Regions from separate parts of the Mus musculus genome. Here region 1 is linked to region 2. A link is a contact called in ENCODE Hi-C or POLR2A ChIA-PET data. All regions are on one chromosome and are shown on one strand. The core of a region is the stretch at or near the end of the contact, and the rest is flanking DNA. Distances in the headings are between cores, read along the strand shown. Region 1 holds the start of 8030443G20Rik (RIKEN cDNA 8030443G20 gene). Region 2 holds the start of Rab3b (RAB3B, member RAS oncogene family).

Region 1 (4,685 bases), core at 129-2,628, 93 kb after region 2:
CCTCTGGGCTGGAAAGTTCAGGGTTTGGGGCAGGATATGCCAGGTTGAGGGATGTTGGGAGAACCTGGAGGCCAGGTCTGCTTTGATATGTAAGATGCACACCCCGGTTCCTTTTCACAGGGTCCAAAACCAAACACCTAAAATGTCTGACACCCTGGGTTTGGACTTCAGCACTCTATAAGCTAGGCCAGCCTCAGCTATTTAGGGAGTTTGAGGCAGGCCTGGGATACACGGGACCCTGTTCCAAAAAAGAAAAAAAGTTCAACCTCATTCCAGAATGGGTGGCTAGCGTTCAGTAATCTATTGAATATGTGGTTATGATGGGCTCAGTTTCTAGTGCCAAAATTGTTTCTGCCTGTTCTCATAAGAACATGGTCGTGAAGGATTGGAGCCTCATCCTTGTGACCTTGTTTGCCTTGATTGCGTTCTCAAAGATCCTACCTCCCACGATAGTCATCTGGGGTTAGGATATGAACACATGAATTTGTTGGGTGGCACAGCTCAGTCCATCACAGGGTCACACATTCCTTGGTTCTTATTGCCTCAGACTTAATGAGTCATCACAATGGAACCGGTAAACAAGCCCCAGGTCTTGGTCAGCAAGAAAATAAAGACTGTGTCAGCTGGCTGAGAGTCAATAATACACAAGCTGAGTAGTCTAGTGAAAAACTCTTTGACAGGCTTCTCAGAGTACTAAAATATGTGGTCCCTTTCAAGGAACCACACGAAACAATTAAAACTGTTCATCAAACATTGTTTTGACTATTCCATGTTTTACCCATTTGTTAACAGAAATTCAAGGGCAACTGTCACTGTGAGTGCTTCTACTAACTTGACACTAATCAGAGTCACCTGGGAAAATGGAACCCCAACTGAAATATTATACCCATCAGATTAGCCTGTCAGCCAGTCTATCGGGTATTTTCTTGATGAATTATTGGTTTGGGAGGGTCTAGCCCTCTGTGAGTGGGCAGATGATCCTGTGTTGTATAAAAATATACTGCAGACTGAGCAAGGCAGGGAAGCAAGCAGGGACTGCAGGGAGCGGTCTTCCTCCATGGTCTCTGCTTCCGTTCACGTTATCAGGTTCCTGCTTTGGCTTTCCTTGATGCCCTGTAAACATATATTTAGTTTAACTGTTTCCTTGTGTGCATTTCCTTGTAAACAGTCAAGCTAAATAAACCCACTTCTCCCCTTTCCTCACAACAGAAACCAAAGGAAAACACAGCGATAGCAAAATATTATGGTTCAAAGGAATGTTAAAGTTAATACAAGTGTACCTGGGAACAGTCGGGGCGAGAAATAAAGGGCTTGCAGCGGGCATGAGACAGCCAAGCTGACCAGATAAGAGGATTGTTCCACCTGTCTTGGAAGGCTCTAACTGGCTCCCAAGACAGCGTCCCCCACCCTGCAGCCCAAGTGCATATTTAAGGCATCACAGTCCTTGCGTGTATGATTGTATCTATTATAGCTAATCACAGCTAAATTGCAAGGACAGCTTCCAAGAAAGCTTCCACCCATGCCAGGAAGGACACTGTTCCTGTCTAAATAGGTGGGGGTAAAGGAAGATAGGAGGTAACCAAGGCAAACTGTAATTACATCCTGCTGACACATCTGCTAACAGAAATGTCCCTTTGTTGTTACATATCCTTGAAGATCGTTAGGTTCTTCTCACAGAAGCCAAGACACCACGAGTACTCTATCGGTGGGTCTGAATCCTCAAAAGACCTAAGTTCATTATTCTATCACTTTCGTTATGGTTTTGACAGCCACACCCCCTTGGTAGGAATCATGGTGGAAAATACCTAAAAGGAAAAACTGGTCCACCACAATTTGGGACAGAATAAGCATCACCTACCTACCACATGAATATGCTACCCACCTCATAAATATTTATATAATCACTTTAAAATCCACAATGCAGTAGCCACCCTGATGCTTCTCTCTGTGGGGCAGCCCACTTCAGGCCTCTTCGTGCTTGGTTTGCCTAGCATTACAGACTAAGCTTATGCTTCTCTCCTAAACAGATATCTGCTACTGTGCTGAATAAGTCTCTGTTCAAACTGTGTTTCTTGACTGAATGAAGCCCTTCAAGAAGAGAAGAATTGCCAGGCAGTGGTGGCGCACGCCTTTAATCCTAGCACTCGGGAGGCAGAGGCAGGTCGATTTCTAAGTTCGAGGCCAGCCTGGTCTACAAAGTGAGTTCCAGGACAGCCAGGGCTATACAGAGAAACCCTGTCTCAAAAAAAACAAAAACAAAACAAAACAAAAAAGAGAGAGAGAGATTGAGAGAGAGAAGAATTGGAAACACACCTCCCTCCCTCAACACCCCAAATAAGACCCCTGTCACTGCTATACATTTATAGTGCCCAAACCACATAAAGTCTCAGTGTCACAAACACCAGACGCTCACAACCGTAGCATCAGGAATCAGAATCAGGACATTAGTGACCTCAGCCCTCGGGGTTACTAAGATGACATCAGCTTGTTAAAGACCCTGTTTTTCATGAACATCATTCCTTTTGGGAAGCAGTGCTGAGAGAACTGCTTTCCTCAGAGCCCAAGGAAGAGATATCACTTCAAAAGCTAAGAGAATTTCTAAAGAGATGCTTGTGAACATAGACTTGAGCTTAAGCGTTGGTGGATGGGAAGAAGTGAATAGGGAGAATAAGAAGCATTTCAGGCTGAGGTGACAAGCAGGCTGAGAGTGAGGATCGGAATGCTAATCTGGGGCATTGATCCCGGAGGGAACTTCTGAATGGTTTAGACAATGACCCAGATCAGATGATGAGCACAGGAAATTGGGCTGTTGGACCAGTTCTAGGGAAATAGGGAAAGGCCCCTTCCTTCCCAAAAGCAAAGACAGGATTGCAATGTCAAGTAATCATTGACATTCCTCAGAACATGGCCTTCCAAAGCTACATTTATGGTAAACTATCTTCCCAATAGTTTCTTATGCCTTCTAAAGCTGAAGACCTATTCCTTGGCTTGTGTTGGGTAAATGTGAGCACTAGACAACCTCTCACACACTTTAAAAAAAAGATCTAATGAGTGCGAGGTACTGTCCACATTCTCAGCACTATGGAGATATAACACTTGCCAAGCGCTCACTGTGAGCTAGGCAGTGTTATCATATTTAGTTCTCACAATACATGCACGAGAAAGATTAGGTTGCCCTTAGTTTACACAAGAACAAATTTAGATTTGTGGAGAATGTTAGTCTCATGGCACTAAAGCCAGGATTTGACCTCAGCATTTTTGACTCCATAGCCTCCTCTACTGTATAAGGTTGTCAATATTACTGTGGGTGTGTTCATCTAGTGGTTCAAAGATATTTGCTAAACACATAGTACACATTAGGCTTTGTGAATAAATAAGAATGGTGATCAAAACAGCAGAGTAACTTGTTTGTTTGTTTGTTTTGAGACATAGTTTCTCCATATAGTCCTGGTTGTTCTGGAATTTGCTCTATAGACCAGGCTGGCCTCGAACTCAGAGATCTGCCTACCTCTGCCTCCTGAGTGCTCAGATTAAGGGTGTGCACCACCCCACTCACTCAGCAGAGTAATTTTCTAATGTAAGTTTATCAGGATAGATTGACACAAATCTCAGGGCATAATTTCCTAAGAATATCTGTCTATCTATCTATCTATCTATCTATCTATCTATCTATCTATCAATCAATTATCTATGGAACAAGATTTCCTATAGCTTTAGTTGACCTTGAACTTCTGATCCTCCTGTTTTTACCTCCTGAGTTCTAGGATTACAAATACATGCTACTACACCTAATTTCGTAGGAATGATGAGTCACTTAGTCATTCAACAAATATTAAGCTTAGTGTGTGCTATATCAGGTAGTAACTAAGAATAATGATTCTTATGCTGCCAGGGGAAAAGAAGAACCAATAAATCCAGTATCAGAGTTTAAGATATACCATAAAGATAACAGAAATCATGTAAATACCCAATGGCGAGAAGGTTGGTTTGCTTTCAGGGTAGATCAATATTCAATATTATACTGGAATTACCAATAATTCCTTAAGACTCTTTACTTGATATTGTTACAGTATATTGTTACAGACTATAGAGGATGGCAAATTGGCACCAACATTCCTAAACTCTAACAAGTACTCCCATGCCCCTCTAGGTGGATTTATAATTAATATTTATGAAGCATATTTATTTATTAACCATCTACTCTGTGCCAGGCACAGGCACCTATTAAGCAATCTTATTGAATTCTTACGTCAACTCCATGGAGAAAGCATTATTGGTCCCTCTGTATAGATGAAGGAACTGAAATCCAGAGAGATAAGGTGACTTAAAGTCACCTGGTACAGTCCACCCAATAAGGGAACTTAACTTCTACCCTCTAGTGTTCTTCCATTTCTGAGCTGTCGGCCCCGAGTCTGGCCTCCTTGGATAACCCATGAGCACAGGATTTAGTTCTAAACATACAAGAGGAGCTAGACACATGAAATAGGAGGCTTTCTTGAAAAGTAAAGAAATCCTCTTTTTTTTTTTTTTTTAAAACCAGTGAACACAACTTCTAAACACACAAGGTGAAGTAGTCACTCCATGGGTCATATCTGGCTACACAGTGGATGAAGGCCATGCTTTAGTACAGTTAGGCAAGGCACCCAGACCTCTTGAGTCTTCCCACCAAGAAGGGTGGCTACTGA
Region 2 (5,110 bases), core at 266-2,765:
CAACATGTAAAGCAGAGGCAAAGGGATGAGGGTCAGGAGACCCCCATATGCAACTGAAGTCACCAGAAGGATGGCGGAGCAGCAGCTAGTGAAGGGGCTGGTACCCCAGGAACTCCTCAGAGCACGAGGAACAGTGTGGAGGAGCCATAGGCTGTGATATGGCTCGCGGGCAAAGGAGAGCAAATCTTTGTATGAGGGTGGGCGTGACAATGCTGCCCACCTCCTGGTGTTATGATACATGGAGGTTAAGAAAATGAAGAGCCTTTCTGCAGAGGGCTACCATGGAAGCAGTGTCCCGGGGGAGGATAAGGTTTCGGTAAAGATAAAGAGGTAACCTGAGCATTCTAAAGATGCAGAGGGTGGAACCAGGGTTCTAGAGGGAGCACAGGGGAAGCTGAAAGTCAAATGGGCAGCGCGGACCTGACTAAAGGGGCTGATAAGCAGCTCTAGCGAACATTGTAAGGATTAGGACTCTGATGCTGAGGCAGAGAGGCTGGAAAGAAACATCTTAGACAAGTCATAACGGAACTGAGAAAAATCTGGACTTCTTATCTGACTCGTACTTCTATGACCTGGGGTGGGGATGACTATAGAAAAGAACAAAGAGGAGCTGGAGCGATGGCTCAGTGGGTAAGAGCACTGGCTGGTCTTCCAGAGGACCTGGGTTCAAATCCTAGCACTCACATGACAGCTCACAATTGTCTGTAACTCCAGTTCCAGGGATCCTACACCCTCACACAGACATCCGCGCAGGCAAAATACCAATGCACATGAAATAAAAAATCATTAAAAGGAAGAAAGAAAAGAATAATAACTCCAGACCCAAATGTCAGGCCAGTGACCTCAGGACAATGGAAGGTGAAATCCATATAAGAATTTGAAGGTGACCTACCACTCCTGGAAGATCTGGGGTCTGCTAAGGCTCAGACAAGAACATTTACCACTCCAGTTGGCAAACTCCATGCTACTGCTGGTCATGGAGAAGCAGTGAGTGTTATCTTAACAAGGTCGAAATCATTTCAAAAGGTTCCTCAGGTCACTGGTATAGAGGCTGGAAAGAAGGCAGGAATTAGAATTCTTGCATTAGTCCCATGAGTCCTGAACCAGGATACTTTATGCAGAGAAAAGGAAACCTAGAAGAAGATTGGATTTGTTCAGATGGGATTACCAGTCTCAGACGACAAGGACCATGAAGAGGTGATGAGTGGGGCAGACGGTGATAGCCAGCTTCCTAGCTCATTTTTCACTTGTGGACAGGTTGTGCTCCCTCCTTGAGAGTTTATGAGAATGGAGTAAAGCATTTGGAAAGAGCAAAACTTGACGCCATCATCATCTACATTATCACCAAAGACCTCTGAGCACCCTGTAGGTGCAAACTATAGAATGTGGGCAGATTATAAAAGTCACCCAGATATATAGGGTGTAAGGCTCCCAAGAAATTGTAGGTTCCTTACACCAGCCCAGAACGCAGGGGCGGGGCGGATCTTACATGGGTTCCGCCCAGGGGCGGGGCTTGGACCCAGCGGGAACCCAACCCATCTTCAGCCAGAGCCTCAGCCCTCCGTAGCCGAGGTGGGAACCAGACCCGCCTCGCCTGCCTCTCACCCACTATCGCCAAGTGCAACAGTCCGGCTGCACTGTCCGTGAGCCAGCTCTTATCCGAGGTAAGGGGCGCGGCCTCGACCGGGCTCCGCACTGCCTGGGAGCCGGGGACCGAGTGCAAGGCAGCCTAGGGGACTCAGAGAGGGGCTGCGAGAGGCCGCCAGGGACCCGCACCGCAGCAAAGCAGGAGTGCTGGCTCGCACTCCGCACAGGTCCGCCGGGAAGCAGCGACCATTGGGGCTGGGGGCAGATGAGCAGCTACTACAGGCAGTAAGGGGTGGCTGGGTACATCTTAGGGCAGCAGAGGGATGCTGAAAGGATGGAGGGGAGGCAGGCGAAAGGGGGCGTGAAGGCGGAGAGCTGGGTGGGCTCGAGGGGCTTTGAGACGAGCAGAAGAGCAAGGGCTGAAAGGAAGGGGCGCAGAGCAGGAACGGGTGTCTGGTGGGATTGAGAACTTCCGGGACGTGAGTGTGGTTAGCTGGGAGTGAAAGGGTGTAGAACCGAGCCCCGCTGGTACCCGCGAAGGGGTCTCAAGGGATGGAGACATAGGGTTGGGGCTTGGAGGGGATGAGCTTGGAAGAAGGGAAATGTGGGGAGCCAGCTGAGTCTACTCCGCCCCGCAGAAAGGGGCGGGAACTAGGTAGGGGAGTGGGTCTTGACCCTGCTTGTGGGCGAGGGACACCTAAGTTCTGGTCAGGATGGAGGAAATGGCGCTGGAATGGAGCAGGGTCTTGTAGCTGGAAGCAGAGAAACCTTGAGGGAACTTGGAGAGTGAAATTGCAGGGATGATGGGTGTGAGGTGAGGGTTGAGTACAACCTTGGCACTAGCCGAGTCTTGGCTCCTGACAGCATGAGGACAGCAAACACTGGACAAGACTACAATGCCAACTGGAGCCATGGGCAAGAAGAGAATAGTGAACAGAAAAATTCATCCACATGCAATTCTATCTTGGTGTCAAATGTGGAAGAGACTTTGAGAGGGCAGGATGACAACCTCTAGAAGCCAAAAGAGGTGTGGAGTGAAAGTGGATTTCTCCATCCCACCTTCCCAGAATCCACAGGAAAGCTGTAGACTGTAAACGAAATAAGTGAGTGTGTGTGTGTGTGTGCGTGCGCGCGCACGCGTGTGTGTGTGTGTGTGTGTGTGTGTGTGTGTGTTTGTGTGTGTGTGTGCGCCCTCATGCAAGCAGATAGAGCACATCCCTTCTGCATCCCCAAACAGAAGAAGAGGAGTGTGCTTGCTTCGCAGATATGAGGACCTAGATTCACATCCTCAGTGTGGAAGAGGCTGCCATCATCTCTGTGCCTGTAACTCTAGCTGTAGGGACAGAGACATGGTGAACCCCTGGAGCTTGAAATGTGACGGTCTCAAACAAACAAACAAACGAACAAATAGGCTGGGCTGGAGAGATGGCTGGAGAGATGGCTCATCATTCAGGAGCACTTGTTGCTCTTGTAGACAAGGGTTCAGTTCTCAGGAGCAGCATGTGGTTCACAACCACCCTACCTGCAGTTCTGGGGGGAATCTGACTCCCTCTTCTGACCCTTACAGGCACCAGGCACTAGTGTGGTGTGTGTACATACAGAAACGTAGGCAAGACATTCATACACATTAAAAACAACTAAGTCTAAAGGAATAAAAAAATAAGAAAGGGAGCAAAAGAGGAAGCTGCCCAGTGCCCTCCATTAGCCTCGGCATTGATCCCTGCTCCATCTCTGTGAGTTCACAGAGCACCTGGCGTGGTGTAAGTGTGCAGTGCCTATGGATTGAGTGGGAAACAGCATGGTGGTTGTAAGAATCAGGGAGAATTATGTGGGCTGACAAGAGTTCTGTAAACTCTAGAGCACTGCTCCAGAGAAGCCACGGTGGCTGTGCAGGGGTGGCTGTGTCATGGCATCCTTGACTCCCAGCTTCCAATCAGAAGGAAGGAAGCCAACATGTATCCAGTCTTGGTTGTGTCTCAGAAGCACACATGTGCACAGGGTAAAAGTGCCTCTGTCCATACACCACACACACACCACCTACACCACACACACATGCATACACATACACACACCACATACACATGCACACACACACACACACCACATGCATACACACCACACACATGCATACACACATCCATACACACCACACACACATGCATATACCACATATACACACCACATACACCACACACACATGCATACACACACACACATACACACACACCACCTACACCACACACACCACACACACATGCATACACACCACCTACACCACACACACCACATACACATGCATACACATACACACACCACATACACATGCACACACACACCACATGCATACACACCACACACACATGCATACACACCACACATATGCATACACACCACACACATGCATACACACATCCATACACACCACACACACATGCATATACCACATATACCACACACACCACACACACATCCATACACACATGCACACACATACACACACACCACATACACATGCACACACACACACACCACACATGCATACACACCATACACATACACACCATACACATGTATACACACTACACACCCACACACACACACACACACACACCACACAAAATAAAAATAAATTTGGAAAAAAACCAGAGGAAGACCATGGAAGTTGGTAAAGGCCTCTTGTGGGAGTCAGAAGCCTTAGTGTGTTGGGAGCGGAGGGATTTAAGGAAGGCCGATGGGTCAGTGAAGTCTCTTGGACACGAAAGATTTAGCTAGCGATGGAGTAAAACATGCTTCTGTCAGAAGACATAGCATGAGAAAAGGCGAAGGATTTCGATACGAAAGGAAACATCAGTAACTGAGCTCCCGAGGTCCCTGCTCCATCTGTGAGTTCACAGAGCACCTGGTGTGGTGTAAGTGTGCAGTGCCTATGGATTGAGTGGGAAACTGCATGGTGGTTGTAAGAATCAGGGAGAATTATGTGGGCTGACAAGAGTTCTGTAAACTCTAGAGCACTGCTCCAGAGAAGCCACGGTGGCTGTGCAGGGGTGGCTGTGTCATGGCATCCTTGACTCCCAGCTTCCAATCAGAAGGAAGGAAGCCAACATGTATCCAGTCTTGGTTGTGTCTCAGAAGCAGCTAGCAGGATGCTCGACATTTGGCAAGTGCTCAATACATGGTAGCTGCTGGGAGAGTGTTTATGACTGTGAGCCCTGGGAAAGCAGGGAGCCCGGGCCGGCCTGGTGCTGGTAGGCTGGCAACCAGGAATGGTCTGCAGAAGGAGTAAATTGTAAAAGTGTGATTTGGAGGAAGAATGCATACAATAGAACAAGATCCACACGTATATCCAACTTCCTTTACAAGTGTTTTAAAATGTGTGTGTGTGTGTGTGTGTGTGTGTGTGTGTGTGTATGCAGACATACAGTGTGTAGTGGGCAGTGAATGTGTCACAGTGCAGGCATGGAGGTCAGAAGACAAGTTGGAGGAGTTAGTCCCTCCTTCCACTCTCATTCCACTCCAGACATTC

Evidence for each region. Hi-C counts contacts between places; a loop is a spot of excess contacts on that map. ChIA-PET counts read pairs that join two places held with the same protein, here RNA polymerase II (POLR2A).
Region 1: a loop to region 2 is called in a map of mouse embryonic stem cell, with 2.7 times the contacts of the local background. The contact joins the promoter of 8030443G20Rik here to the promoter of Rab3b in region 2. A Hi-C loop is called at or near these places in 33 of 37 maps with a recorded cell type or tissue (CH12.LX, CH12F3, ES-E14 and 12 more). POLR2A ChIA-PET finds 5 or more read pairs at or near these places in 1 of 5 experiments (embryonic stem cell).

Annotation. Positions count from the first base shown.
Region 1 is chr4:108,970,699-108,975,383 of GRCm38, forward strand. It overlaps 8030443G20Rik (RIKEN cDNA 8030443G20 gene), which reads right to left and starts at 1,379. Exons shown (of 6, transcript NR_040664.1): 1 at 1,281-1,379.
Region 2 is chr4:108,877,555-108,882,664 of GRCm38, forward strand. It overlaps Rab3b (RAB3B, member RAS oncogene family), which reads left to right and starts at 1,516. Exons shown (of 5, transcript NM_023537.5): 1 at 1,516-1,664.